Regions from separate parts of the Homo sapiens genome. Here region 2 is linked to region 1. Evidence: chromatin contacts called from ENCODE Hi-C data. All regions are on one chromosome and are shown on one strand. The core of a region is the stretch at or near the end of the contact, and the rest is flanking DNA. Distances in the headings are between cores, read along the strand shown. Region 1 holds the start of FTO (FTO alpha-ketoglutarate dependent dioxygenase). Region 2 holds the start of CFAP20 (cilia and flagella associated protein 20).

Region 1 (7,646 bases), core at 1,287-3,786:
CACAGTGGCTCACGCCTATAATCCCAGTACTTTGGGTAGCAGAGGCAGGAGGACGGCTTCAGCCCAGGAGTTCCAGACCAACTTGGGCAACACAGCAAGACACCATCTCTATTTTGAAAAAAAAATCATTACGCTGAATGAAAAAAAGACCCAAAAGTATACACTGTATGCTTCCATTTATATGAAATCTAGAAAATACAGATGCATCTACAGAGACAAAAAACATATCAGTGGTTGTTTGGGGGCCAAGGTGGAGGGACAGACTAACCACAAATTAACGAGAGGGAACTTAGGAGAGAAATGTTCGCTATGCCAACTGTGGTGGTTTTGCAGGTATATACATTTGTCAAAAGGCATCAAATTGTACACAAAAATGGTTGCAAATGACTGTATGTAAATTATACCTCAATAAAATTGATTAGAAAAAGAGAAGATAATTCATGAGCCATTGGACACTTTACATTTAAGATTTAAAACAACTACTTATACTTTGTTCTAACAAATAATATTAAGCAAACAAATTTTAAATGAACAGCCAATTTTTTAAAGAAAAAAGGAAGACAATTTGCTCTACTAATTCAACATGTTTCACAAGCAGAAAATGGGAAAAGCCTTGAATTTGGAGTCAGAAGACCTGGCTCAGAGCACTAGTTTCACCTAGCAACCAAGTGGCCTTGGGCAAGTCACGATTTACCTACAAGTCTCAGTTTCTAAATCTCTAAAATATGGATGACACTAGTAACTCCCTCACAGGCAATGGTTATGGTTTCAATAGAGTAAGAGCTTCTTTGGTGCAGTGATTCTATTTCAGCCAAAATTATAATCCCAACTTATGGCAAATAATAGGTGCTCAACAAATCTTCACAGAATAAATGAAATACTTTAAAAATAAACCTGAAAGATGAGAAAGACATCATGCACAACACCATGAGGTGACATTTGTTTCTTTGCACTGTGTAGACTAAAGCAGAAGGGTCGCCCTCTTTGTGCTTATCTTTAATATATTATCCACATCATATGCAGACTCAAGCATGAAAACTTCTGGTCCCTTACGAAATACTGCAATAACTCAGGTCAATATAGAGCAGATTTTATATTTTAAATCCTTAGGTGTATTGCCCTAAACAGACTCACGTGTAAGATGAAATTCTATGAAAGCAAGAACTGTGTCTACGTTATTTAACACTGTTATTCACTGCCAATATTTGCCTAACATAGAGTAGGCAGCAAATGACATGTGCAAAGGCCCTGAAGCCCGATAAAGTATAGTGAAGAGTGACTTTTAAGAAGGCCAAAGTGACTGGTAGGCAGAGAGCAGAGTGTCATATCCAATGGGGTTGTGAAAGCAGGTAGGGTCCAGATCATGCAGGATCTTGTAGGCAATGTGAAGTTTTGCCTTTATCCTAAGAGCAACAGAAAGCCATGGAATATTTTTAAACAGGTGGTTGGCAGAGTAAGGAGAAAGGAAAGGGACATAATTATATTTGCATTTCACGAAGATCTTACTCTATGGTGTGCAGAAGAGAATGGTAGTTGAGGGAAGGGAGAGAAGGTGGAAGAAGAGTTAAGTTAGGGTGTAGAGTGAGTGTAGGCCAATCAATAGGCTATTCCAACAGTCTATTAAAAAGATAATGGTAGCTTGGTCCAAGGTAGTGGAGATGAAAAAAAAAAAAAGTGGGCATATTCCCAATATACGTAGACAAATCAACAGGATCTGAGTTTGGGAATGAGAGAAAGGAAAACACTCAATGCTTCTGAGCCTCAGTTCTTCATCTGTGAAGCTGGGCTGTTATTTATACTCCATCTGTATAATATCTATCTTGCAATCTGCTGTGACAATGATATGAAATAATTTAAATATTATGCACTTAATACAGTGCCTGACCCACAATAAATGCTTTTTAAAATCTCTGTTGCCATTATTATGGTCATCCCATGGAATGGCAACTACCAGAAGCTGAACATCAAAGGTAGAGAGGAGCAATGTAGTTAAAGATTCATATCCACAGCGCTAAAAGACACAAACTGTTATCAGCCGGTCACGGAGACAATTGTTCCAAAGAAACACAGCTGACTGCACAGATATTTCATCTAAGCCGATCTCAGTCCTCAGAGACCATTATGAGAAAGCACAGCTGGTATGATCACAGTCATCTGAGAATCCGGTAAACTGAGGCACAGGGATGGCGACAAATTTAACCAAGGAATAGATGCAGAAGAAGGACAAGGAAATGGGTATCTTGCTTCTCATTTTTGAGCCGATCCAACAAGACTCGGCCTGCATCCTGAAGAGCACGAATTTGTAACATCCCCTCTAATATCTCCAGGTCCCTTGCTGACAAGGCCCTGTCATCCCTTAGTTTAACACCGCGCATCCGCTCGCCATCAAACCAAGCCCTTCCGGTTCCCTGATCCTTGCTCACAGCGCACGAAGATCTCCAGGCCCCGGGAGCCCGACATACCTTAGCTTCGCGCTCTCGTTCCTCGGCAGTCGGGGTGCGCTTCATGCTGCCACTAAAGCCGCCTTCGCCACCGCAAGCTGCGTAGATCCCTCGCCCTGGACCCCGCCTCCTGCATGTAGTTCTCTCAGCGTCCTGCTCCCGTCTGGAGCTATTCTCCCTCTGAGTAGAAAAAACTACAACTCCCAGGATGCACCGCGGCGACACCCGCGAGCGCCACGGGATTTAGCACAGGAGAATTTCCCAGGTCCGACAGCTGGAAGAGCGTAGTCCGCTACCCCGCGAGCAAACAGGCTAGAGTCCAAGGAGAACTACATTTCCCAGGAGGCTACGGGAGCCTGCCATGTTTCTCCCGTGCTCCTCTCGGCCAGCCGCCCGCCACGCTGTCGGCGCTATAGCAACGGTAGCTAGCTGCAGGGCCAGTGGCACGGTGAGTACCCGGGAGGATGGGGGAGGATGAGGGTGGGTGGAGGTTGCTGACCCTCCCCACTGCAGCGCGGGCCGGGGTCCTAGGGTCCGCTCTGCCGCCTGGAGAAGGCCCTGGAGTTGGCCCTGGAGTTCTGCTGGCGTGAAAGCAGCCCAGCCCAAGACACCTCCACATCCTCAGGCCTGAATCACAGGCCGCCCTTTATCCCCACGTCCAGGACCAATTTGAAATGTTATATCCCAGCCATGAAGGTGAGAGTTGATGCTGCTAATTGCCATCTCTATCCAGATCCTGCAAGTTGTAGGTCCCTAACACAGTTTGCTCATTTGCCCTGGATTAGGAGTTGGTTGGTAGACCCTAAACCTCCTGAGTGGTCTATTGTTTGCTTAATTATATATTATTTGTTTATCATGTGATTACCTCCATAACTTGCTAGCTTCATAAAGGCGGGGGTTTTGCTTGCCATTTTAATCTCAGTACCTGATATTCATTTATTCATTCAATAAATATTTTTTCTTTATTCTTTTTTTTGTGTGTGTGACAGGTTCTTGCTCCGTTGCCCAGGCTGGAGTGCAGTGGTAAGACCTCAGCTTACTGCAAACTCCTCCTCCCAGGTTCAAGCGATTCTTCTGCCTCAGCCTCCCGAGTAGCTGGGATTACAGGCGTGTGCCACCACACCCAGCTAATTTTTGTATTTTTAGTAGAGACAGGGTTTCATCATGTTGGCCAGGCTGGTCTCGAACTCCTGGCCTGAAGTCAGCCGCCCGTCTCGGCCTCGCAAAGTGCTGGGATTACAGGTGTGAGCCACCACGCACAGCCAATCATTCAATAAATATTAATGTTGGTTCCCACCCTGTACCAGGCACTGTTCCTGAACAGTTGTGAACAAGACTAATACCCGTCTCAAGATGTTTATCCTTTTTTAGTGGAGACAAACAATAATTTTATCTGATAACTTCAGATAGAGGCAGTTGCTATAAGAGATACAAGCCATGCTTGGTGGCACGCACATGTAGTTCCAGCTACTCGGGAGGCTGAGGTGGGAGGATCACTTGAACCCATGAATTCAAGGCCAGCCCGGGCAACATAGCAAGACCCTGTCTCAAAAAAAAAAAAAAGAAAAGAAAAGAAATAAACAGTGAAGAAATGTAAGGAAGACTACTCTAACATAGGATGGTCAGGGAAAACCTGTCTGAGGAAGTGAACTGAGCTCCAAAGATTAAGGAACCAGCTAATACAAAGGCCTTGAGCAAGACAAGGGTATGGGGGGTTCGAGGAAAGTAAAGAATAATGTAAGTGAAGCATAGTGAGCAAAGAAGGATAACATAAGATGGTGTTGGAGAGGCATTGCAGCATTGTGCAGGGTTTTTCAGCTTCTACACTATTATTAACATTTTGGGCTGGATAATTCATTATTATGTCTCCTAAGCACTGTAAGATATTTAGCATCATCCATGGCCTCTACTCACTAGATGCCAGTAGCATCCCGCTTCCTTGTTGTGACAACCAAAAATATCACCAGACACAACTATTAATACTTTCAACTACCACCTTAAGTGAGTTAACTAATCTGTGTCTCAGCTTCCTCATTTGTAAAGCAGGAATCATTTGAGTAACAGCCTCACAAGGATATGGTGAGACACTTCATTCCTATAACAGAACACTTAGAACAGTACCTGGCACATAGTAAGCGTTCAATGAATGTTAACACCATCATCATCATCATCATCATTATTATTTTTAAAGTGACCTTAACTCTGTCATGGAAAACTAATCATTTTCATACACGGGCCTATGTGTCAACAGGATCCTAAAAATTGACCTTTTCTATAGGAGTACTTCCAAAAGAAGTAGATGATCTCCCAAGGATTTGTCTGTTAGCTGTTTCTGTAAAAGCAAAATGCAATGGTTCTCCACCATTTGCGAGTTGTAATAAAAGTTATGAACCCTCTTTAAAAGATATTGCATATATACATATACATACAAAATTTGGTAAACCATCTCTGGGTTCACAGACCCTGAAACCCCATGGACTCCATTCACTCACTCAACAACTATTTAATGAATGCCTGCTCTCAGAATGCACCACGCTCTATGCTAGCCTCCAAGAATACAGAGCTGAACAAGACAATGAAGCTTGCTACTGTCTTGGTCTTTACATTCTAGAACCAATATCCTAGAGCTTAAGAACTCTGCCCTTTAGAGTATCTTCATTCACAGTTTGCATGTAGCTTACTAGGTAGATTGAAATGAAAATATAAAATCCTTTATTTTTGCATACTAGATATTGTGTGGACCACTCACATCCATACTCAAAATAGAGTTACTATGGTGTATTTCTGTAAAGAATAGAAACTACAAAAATACTAGAATTAGCTAGAGAGCCTATATGTTGAAGTAGTTGAACCCTGGGTGAGACCTAGGCCTCATGGCAACAAAGGCAAGACACACACACAAAAAAACACAAACCCAGTTGGTAAATTTATGCAACGAAACCTCTTTCACAAAACTCACAAAATGCACAGAACTGCCCACTCATTTGTACATCAAGCAGACAATATTTGAGTAATATTGACATCCCAGGCACATGTGATCAGTGCTTTTAATTTACTCATCCCATTTACCCTTAGAATAACTCTCTGAGATAGGTATTATTTTCTCCATTTTTAAAACTGAGAGACTGAAACTCAGAGAGTTTAGGTGGCTTGACTAGTTTGTTAATGATAGAGCAACCATTTGAATCAAGTTCCTGACCTGAGTTTTTTCCAAGATATCTGCTTTCTTTTGGAGGCTGGGGAGAGGAAAGGGATGGAGAGGAGGTATTTCTTAAATGATAATCTTACTTCATTTCCTAAGCAAACTATAGGAAATACACTGTTGAAAGGAACACTGTCTCCATGACTGAATGTAGTAGTACTATTAGAATAGAAGCTTTCATCTTCTCCAAGCAGCACATGTGGACAATAAGATGCCCATTAAAGTTCTAGTCCCTTTTTCGTTTTATTTGGTTCATTCCATTGCATAGTTAATGTAATAATTTGGAAAGAGTTTATTTGAATTTTCTTTTTTCCACAGCTAGGCCATGTCTGGTCCAACTGATGAGACTGCAGGAGACTTGCCTGTGAAAGATACAGGTCTAAACCTCTTTGGAATGGGAGGGTTACAAGGTATGGCCAGCTGTTATTTATTACAGTTATGAACTTTGATCACTGACTACTTTTAATTTAAAGTATTTCTTATACTCATACAAACCAAACCATTTAAGTAACTATATAGTCCTTGATTGGACTAAACAAAAAGATGGAGAGTTTAGAACACATATGGTATTTTACTACATGCATCAGTTATCAACAGCTCATAGAAAATGTACAGTCCCCCCTCTGTTCTGATAAAGAATTAACATAAATCATCTTTTTAAAATTCCTCACATCAGTAGAAACTACATAGAGAGTATCAAGCCTCCAAACTGAATTGCCTGGTTTAAATTACATTCAGTGTTAAAACATTTCTTTGTGTTTAAATTTTATATGGGAGGAAAGGCCGTATTTTAAGTGTTTTGCCTTTTAAGTGGAATATCTCACATGATAGTGACTTTTTTATCGAATTAATATGGATTAAAGGTTTTCTTTATCCTTTTATCACTTAGTAGTTGCTGTAGAGCTAAAAAGCACTTTCAAATTGAGAAAGAAAAGCACTACTTTAAAGAACAATTTAGAACAGAGAGCTGTGTTTATCTTTGTGTGTCCATTGTGTCAGCTATGCTGTCATGCATGTATCGATTATCAACAGCTCATAGAAAACGTAAAATCCCCCTCTAGCCTGAGAAGGCTAGGGATTTAAGATACATTCCATTTAGGAATCTACATACACTTTTCAATCAGAACAGTGTAAATGGCCACTGTGAAAACCAGAAAAGTGGTCAATGTATTGTTTATTGAAAAAGATAAAATTTGGCTACACAGAAATTTTTTTTTTTTTTTTTTTTTTTGAGACGAAGTCTCGCTCTGTCGCCCAGGCTGGAGTGCAGTGGCGCGACCTCCGCTCACTACAACCTCCGCCTCCCGGATTTAAGCGATTCTCCTGCCTCAGCCTGCCATGTAGCTGGGTTTACAGGTGTTCGCCGCCATGCCGGCTAATTTTTGGCTACACAGATTTTATTGTTAGAAGTAAAAAGTATGTGTAAGCTTTGCTCTGCAGATCTTTCAGGGAGTATCAAGTATTATACAAATAACTTGTAAGTGTGCAAAGTGATTTATTGGGTTTTGATACTCTATAAGTTCAATTCTTGTGCTCAGTAACCTATCACAGGACCTTAGTCTCTATCAGTTGTTCTTTGTTTCTATTGGAGAATTGTTGAAAATCGACCTTCTTCACAATGATATGGAAAATACCAATTTTTTTTTTTTTTTTTTTTTTTTTATTGATCATTCTTGGGTGTTTCTCACAGAGGGGGATTTGGCAGGGTCATAGGACAATAGTGGAGGGAAGGTCAGCAGATAAACAAGTGAACAAAGGTCTCTGGTTTTCCTAGGCAGAGGACCCTGAGGCCTTCCTCAGTGTTTGTGTCCCTGGGTACTTGAGATTAGGGAGTGGTGATGACTCTTAACGAGCATGCTGCCTTCAAGCATCTGTTTAACAAAGCACATCTTGCACTGCCCTTAATCCATTTAACCCTGAGTGGACACAGCACATGTTTCAGAGAGCACAGGGTTGCGGGGTAAGGTCACAGATCAACAGGATCCCAAGGCAGAAGAATTTTT
Region 2 (7,646 bases), core at 1,354-3,853, 4.4 Mb before region 1:
GCGGTGGCTCATGCCTGTAATACCAGCTCTTTGGGAGATGGAGGGTCACAAGGTCAGGAGTTCTAGACCAGCCTGGCCAACACAGTGAAACCCTGTCTCTACTAAAAATACAAAAAATTAGCTGGGCATGGTGGTGGGCGTCTGTAGTCCCAGCTACTCAGGAGGCAGAGGCAGGAGAATTGCTTGAACCCAGGAAGCGGAGGTTGCAGTGAGCCAAGATCGCTCCATTGCACTCCAGCCCGGGTGACAGTATGAGACTCTGTCTCAAAAAAAAAAAAAAAAGAAGAGAGAAAAGAAAAAGAAAAAAAAGTAAACTCACATAAAGTAATTAGACTCAGAACCTTTCTGGAGGGGAGCAATCACAACCTTTATTTTCCTCTATGATTATTGTTTATTTGGTTTTCTAGTTCTAGACCCAAAATTGGTCACTTTTTTCCTAGAAAATAATTTATCTCATACAGATTTTCAAGGGGGTAAAGTTGTGTGTAGCATTTGAATAATCATCGTAATAACTCTTCTACAGTCAATTCTTTCTTTAATATGTCTGCTTTTCTTAACTGGAATTTTTGCCTAAGATATTTTTAACAATTTAATAAAAATCAAAGGATACATTGTTCATCAGTCTAAGGTATAGCCTCTCCAGAAATCATCCAAAAATGACAGTTTCATATAAAAAGTTTTTGACTTTCTACAGTAATAAGATTCATATATTTTCTCACTATGTCCAGAAATTCTGGCTGGATTATTTAGGGGGCTGATGTGAGGACTGAATGAGTTAATACATGCTAAGGTGTTAATATATAGTGCCTGACACATAGTAAATGTTCAACTTACTGCTATAATGGACAAAAACTGCTAATAATGATGATATTAGCTACAGACTCCTTTTCTATCAGCCATACCACCCAGCACAGGCCTAGGCAAAAAATACAATATTTAGGTAGATGCTCAGTGACTATGTCAACATTTGAGATTTCCCTTTACACTCAAAATGTAGCTTACTTTATGTTTTCTAAAATATTCTAGGTATTAATTAATTTATTAATTTATTTATTTTGAGACGGAGTCTCACTGTCACCCAGGCTGGAGTGCAGTGGCGTGATCTCAGCTCACTGCCAGCTCTGCCTCATGGGTTCACGCCATTCTCCTGCCTCAGCCTCCCGAGTAGCTAGGACTACAGGTGCCCGCCACCACGCCCGGCTAATTTTTTGTATTTTTAGTAGAGACGGGGTTTCACCGTGTTAGCCAGAATGGTCTCGATCTCTTGACCTCGTGATCCACCTGCCTCAGCCTCCCAAAGTGCTGGGATTGCAGGCGTGAGCCACCGCGCCCAGCCGTATTAATTTTTATTTTTATTTTTCAGAGACTGTGTTGCCCAGGCTGGAGTGTAGACCAGCCTGAGTTTGAGACCAGCCTGAGCAACACAGTGCAACCCTGTCTCTACAAAAACAAAAAATTAACGCAGGCATGGTGGCCCACGCTTGTAGTCAGCTACTCTGGAGACTGGGTGGAAGGATAGGCTGAGCAGGGGAGGTCGAGGCTGCAGTGAGCCATGATCGCGCCACTGCACTCCAGCCTAGGTGACAGAGCGAGATCCTGTCTCAAAAATAAATAAACAAATAAATAATAAAATAAAAATCAGCTGTTGGTTCAACTCAACTTTCTTAATTTTGTTTATGAATGTCTGCCTTTATCTTAATGTTCAGGATTATTTATTTATTTGAGACCGGGTTTCGCTCTGTCGCCCAGGCTGGAGTGCAGTGGCGTGGTCTCGGCTCACTGCAGTCTCCTCCTCCCGGGCTCAAGGGATCATCCCACCTCAGCCCCCCAAGTAGCTGGGATTACAGGCGCGCGCCACCACGCCCGGCTGATTTTTGTATTTTTTTGTAGAGGAAGGGTCTCGCTTTTTTGCCCAGGCTGGTCTTGAACTCCTGGACTCAAGCGATCCGCCTGCCTCGGCCTCCCAAGGTGCTGGGATTTCGGCCGTGAGCCACCGCGCCCGGCCTAATCATGTTCGGGCTTTCTTATTTTCTAATCAATGTATTTAAGGCGATACATTTTCCTCAGAGTGTCGCTTTGACTGCATGCCACAATGTGAATAATGACAGGCAGGGATGTATATTAGGCGCTTATCACAGTTAGTGCTGAATATTGGTTAGTTCCCTTTAACCTTATCCTGTACTTGGCCGACAAGCATGTGTTGGGCGTCCGCCCGACGCCAAGAAGCTCTTTTTCAAAGCCGCTTTCCCTGCGCAGCCCCTGTTCTCCCGCGCGGGCAACTACTCCCGGCCTGGCCGTCACGCCCCCTCACGTCACTCACCGCCCCGCCACGTTCTCATGACACCACGCAGGTGCCAGCAACGAACTCCAGAACCCTCCGTGCCCTTCCGCTTTTCCAAAGGCATCTCTGGGACGACGGCAAGAAAAATAGTTCCTTGACAACTGAGCTCTTTTCAGGAGGAGGCGGGACCAGGCGGGACTTACAGGCGGAACGAAACGGAAGTCCGTGGTCCTTGTAACGGGATTGGGCCCCGCGCTCCCGGGGGGCGGGCTCAGATGGGCGGAGGGATTCATTTTAAGCAACGGGCGGCCCTCCGCCTCCATTGAAGGCGGGGAAATACCGCGGCGCGGACGGTAGTTGCTGTGGTTTCCGTTCTGAGCTCGCAGCTTAGGAGCTGAAGATCGCGGACTTAGCGTTGCCGCGTCCGAGTCCGGCCATCAGTGGCTGCAGATCCGGAGGCCAGGAGCTCAACCACCCTTCTTCGGAACAGGGCCGGCCTGCTGCTGTGCCCTCGACGCTCGGTGCCTGTATCTACTCCGGGGCCTAGGTCGGCTCCGGGGGCGGCTTAGGAGAAGGCCGCCGGCGAGATGTTCAAAAACACGTTCCAGAGCGGCTTCCTCTCCATCCTCTACAGCATCGGCAGCAAGCCTCTGCAAATCTGGGACAAAAAGGTCGGGCTAGGGGCGGCGACGGGGCGGGGTGGAGGGGCTGCACCCCCTCCTCGTCCGGGGGCTGGGGACGGGGAATGGTTGTGTCGAATTGGGGCCTGGGAGAGGCCGAGAGGACGCTGCTGTGCCTTGTCCCCAGCCTGGCGGGACTGGGGCGCGAGGTGGGGGCGTCGTGTAAGCAGCGGAGGAGGTGGGGGGGGGGCGGTGCATGTGGGTGGGCGTGGCTGAGATCTAAGTGTCCTGCAGCTGTGGTGTGGTTAGGACCGCGACCCTCGCTGCTGTCTTGACTTGGTCGGTCAGTCCATTCTTTTGAGCCACTGTTTCCCCACCAATATAATGGGGTTGATGGTGCCCATCTCGTAGCATGAAATGCACGAACTTATTTGAAGGAGCTTTGGGGATGTAAAGATGAAAGGACCTGCTATTCACGAATTCCAAATATTTACTGATATCCGTTTTTGTGCCAGGCACGGTGCTGGGCACTAGACACAGAGCCTTTGTTCAGGCACCCTTACAGAGGAGCAGACAGAAAGACTCCGGCCAAGCCAGTGATGTTTAAATTGCATTCATTTGCTCCCTTCCTCCCACTGATCCCAAATAAGTCAGAATTCAGTGGCCCTTGGCACCTGCTCCACACTCACTGTGACTTGCCTGTACTATGCCCTCGGTGCCTGATTTCTCCATCAGGAAAACTGCAGAATGCTGACAGTCAAAGTCTTGTTTGGATTAATAAACTCAGAGCCAAGTACAGGCCTCATCTTTATTCAGGCATCCACTAGATGATATGTGTTTGGCCCCACGAGATGATGAATCTGTTTTTTGCAGATGTGAAGAAAGATCTAGCTGTCTATGAATTGGTCTGCATTTTATTACTTTGGTATTTCGTTCTTCATGCAAATTCCCAGGCAATCAGCTGTACTATTTCTTGAATATAAGTTACGGGAGGCACTCCAATGTGAAATTTAAGTCATATTCTTAGTACTGCTCTCTGGGAGAATGGCGAGTGTGGGTATGCCGAATGCTGCTTTTTAGAGAGATGCATGTGGAATAATCTCAGTAGGATTTATTGGTAATGAAGCCAAGAATTTTGAATTTTATCTTGGAACACGTCTCTGTATTCCCTTATCCACACATGAGAGCTCTTTATGAGGGCCACATAAAGTTGGGAGAGAACATGAGCAGCTTTCTGCCTGTCACCACTAGGGAACTCTGCGTTCTGAGGGCAGCTTTTAGGATGGTGTGTCCATAGTGTTACTTTCATAAGATAGTTGAAAAATCTGAATATAATGAAGTTGGGCCTTTGTGTATGTAAAATCTGCCCATCTCTTCTCTTTCAGATGATTCTATCCACAAGCTAGAGCTAGTGCCAGAGTACAGGAAAGCAGTTCCTTAACGTTGCTGCGTTACTGAGGTTTTTAGTTTCATGTATTTTTTCACAATGGAATAAAGCATTGTAAACTGTAAATTGCATCTGTACAAAGAGAGCCCAGGGTGCCTGGGAACTCCGTAAGGAGGTTGGCTTCCCAGCTGTCACTTGACTCAGTTATGGGCTGTCAGAAGGCATGAAGAGAGGGGGGCCCTCTGTGCCAGTGGAATTTGGAAACTGAATTGTAACAAAGTGTCAGTATAAGGCAATTGAAATCGAGAATGGGACTTGACCTAGGAGGAGAGGTTTTCAGAGCAGATAGAGAACTTACTAAAGCTGAAAGAATTCCAGTAGTAGGGAGGCCTCAGAATTTCTGTTACGAAACTTGTATCAGTTTTCCATTTTAACCCTTCTGGGCTTGATCTTGTGTGCTGTGTTTTATTTTTCAAATGAGGCTTTTTGAATAGTCAACATGTTTACCCAAGAATATAAAAGCATAGTAACCATGGTGCACTGTGTCCCTTAACAACGCCACTAGAGGTCGGATGGTACCCTAATGACATAAACACGTGTGAAAACATTGTTAAATCGATTGGCATGGTTACTTGGAGTAAATTAAACAGACATTTTGGCAAAACCTTTAGAACACTCATTTCAAGCAAAATCTTCACAACGGTAAAAGCTAATTTTGTGTTTCTAACTCTTCTTATTTAGACTCAATTGAAAAATATTTAGAATTGAGGATTTTTCCCCTCTTGGGGCAAGGGAAGGAAAGAGAAGAAAAAGGAAAGTTTGGGGCCGTATCCCTCAGCTTTGTCGTGTGTGCTTTTTCTCAGCTATGTCTGCATAAAGTGCTGGAAATTCAATCCAGTAGGGGGAACACTGGGAATTGATGTACTTATCAAAGATTTATTGAGCGACAGCTTAGTGACAGGCTTTGTGTAGACTTGGGAAGATAGAGAAAATATTTTTCCTGCTGCCAGGGACTAAGGCAAAGTTGTAATAAGGACAGAGTTTGTGGGGAGGTGAGGACTGTCTACATTTAGCTAGACATGACCTTGACTTTTGCCAGTAGGTATATATTGACTGTGGTACCTATTTATAGTTATTTTTATTTCAGAAAACTTTGTTGTTTTCTTTCATGAGTATATATAGAGAGAATTTCTGTTCGGTTTCTATGAAGAATCTTGAGAAATTTGGTTTGACTTTTGTTTAGGCTCTGTCTGCATAGAAGTGAACGCTGTATTCACAGTACCAGTGAATTTGCAAGCTTCCCTTTTGTGAAGATGGCTTGTTCGTTAGTGTTTGTCACACCGGCAATTTATTTGACTCTCTGAAGCTCACAGCCCCTCCCCTCCATCTCATCCTTCCAATCTCAACTTAAACATTCTTTTCATTGAGAACTTGAGTTAAGCCTCATGGGTGTGCCTGTGGCTGGCAGTTTTCTATTGTAGATCGTCCACTGGACTGCAGGTTCCTTAAGCAGAAGAACAGTACCTTACCGAAAAACCTCAATGCTAGGGCGTGGTCAGACACCTTGGATTTGCATCCTGGCTGTGCTGTGTTCCAGTTGTGTGATCTTAGCTATGTCCTTAACCATTCAGTTTTCTCGTCTATTTCTCACGGTTATGAAGATTCAATGAAGCTGTATATAAAGTCCTTAGCAACAGAGTTACAGTATATGTAGTCATGCACCACATGATGGCGTTTCAGTCAACGACAGACCTTACACATGACAGTGGTGCCATAAGATTATCATGGAGCTGAAAAATTCCTGTCGCTTAGTGACATAATAGTTGTTCGTTAAGTCAAATGCATTACTCGTGTTTGTGAGTAGGTGTAAACCAACCTACTGCACTGCCAGTCATGTAAAAGTATAGCATATACAATGATGTTCAGTGCCTAACACTTGATGATAAATGACTATGTTACTGGCTTATGTATTTACTATACTCTTTATCATTATTTTATTGTATTTTATTTTTCTGAGACAAGGTCTTGCTGTTGCCCAGGCTGGAATGCAGTAGTGCAATCAGGGCTCACTGCAGTCTCCATCTCCTGGGCTCAAGCAATCCTCCCACCTCAACCTCCCAAGTAGCTGGGACTACAGGCCCTCACCACCACACCTCACTAATTTTTGTATTTTTGTAGAGACGGGGTTTCTCCATGTTGCCCAGGCTGGTCTTGAATTCCTATGCTCAAGCAGTCCTCCTGCCTCAGCCTCCCAAAGTGCTAGAATTACAAGCATGAGTTCCCGTGCCTGGCCTTATCATAATTTTAGAATGTACTCCTACTTAACAACAAGAACAAAAAGTTAACTGTAAAATAACCTTAGGCAGGTCCTTCAGGAGATATTTCAGAAGAAGGCAGTGTTGTCATAGGAGATGACAGCGCCATGTGCGTTATTGCTCTTGCAGACCTTCCAGTGGGACAGCATGTGGAGGTGGAGACTGTGATTGATGTTAATGATCCTGACCCTGTGCGGGCCTGGGCTCATGTGTGTGTTTGTGTCTTAGTTTTTAACAAAAAAGTTTAAAAAGTTAAAAAAAGAAATAGGAAAAACCTTATGGAATAAAGATATATAGAAAGAAAATATTTTTGTGCAGTTGAACATTGTGTTTTAAGCTAAGTGTTATTACAAAATAGTCTAAAAGTTTTTAAAATTTTTAAAGTTTATAAAGTAAAAAAGTTCCAGTAAGCCAAGGTTAATTTATTATTGATGAAAGAAAAATATTTTTAATAAATTTAGTGTAGTCTGGCCAGGCACAGTGGCTCATGCCTGTAATCCCAGCACTAACTAAATAACTAAAGCACAGTGGCTCATGCCTGTAATCCCAGCACTAACTAAATAACTAAATAAAATAAATGTATTGTAGCATAAGTGTATTGTGTTTACAAAGTGTTCAGTAATGTCCTAGGCCTTCACATTCACTCACCACTCACTCACTGACTCAACCCAGAGCAACTTCCAGTCCTGCATGCTCCACTCATGGCCAGTGCCCTATCCAGTTGTGTCACTTTTTATCGTTTATACAGTACTGTACCTTTTCTATGTTTAGACACACAAATACGTACCATTATGTTACAGTTGCCTACAGTATTCAGTACAGTAGTATGCTGTACAGATTGTAGCCTAGGGGCAATAGGCTATACCATATGGCCCGGGTGTGTAGGATGTTGTACTGTCTAAGTCTGTGTAAGTACACTCTGATATTCACACAGCCATGGAACTGCCTAATGAGGCATTTCTCAGAACGTAATCCCATCCTTAAGCAATGCATGACTGTAGTTAGTACTTTATAAGTAATGACATACAGAATTAAATATGGCA

Evidence for each region. A loop is a pair of places that touch in the nucleus more often than their neighbours do. Pooled maps may share reads with other maps.
Region 2: a loop to region 1 is called in a map of CD8-positive, alpha-beta T cell, with 21 times the contacts of the local background. The contact joins the promoter of CFAP20 here to the promoter of FTO in region 1. A Hi-C loop is called at or near these places in 2 of 168 maps with a recorded cell type or tissue (CD8-positive, alpha-beta T cell and naive thymus-derived CD4-positive, alpha-beta T cell), 1 of 37 single-sample maps with no recorded cell type and 9 of 50 pooled maps.

What each region holds. Positions count from the first base shown.
Region 1 is chr16:53,699,046-53,706,691 of GRCh38, reverse strand. FTO (FTO alpha-ketoglutarate dependent dioxygenase) reads right to left here and starts at 2,536. Exons shown (of 9, transcript NM_001080432.3): 1 at 2,463-2,536. The coding sequence starts at 2,507. It overlaps RPGRIP1L (RPGRIP1 like), which reads left to right and starts at 2,833. Exons shown (of 27, transcript NM_015272.5): 1 at 2,833-2,889; 2 at 5,962-6,053. The coding sequence starts at 5,969. RefSeq lists enhancers at 2,314-2,723, 2,338-2,838 and a silencer at 2,874-2,923.
Region 2 is chr16:58,124,338-58,131,983 of GRCh38, reverse strand. It overlaps CFAP20 (cilia and flagella associated protein 20), which reads left to right and starts at 2,603. Exons shown (of 6, transcript NM_013242.3): 1 at 2,603-2,952. The coding sequence starts at 2,869. LOC101927556 (a long non-coding RNA gene) reads right to left here and starts at 3,100. Exons shown (of 4, transcript NR_188516.1): 1 at 2,321-3,100. RefSeq lists silencers at 1,579-1,816, 2,939-3,078, 4,873-4,942 and enhancers at 1,497-2,417, 2,709-2,878, 2,418-3,339.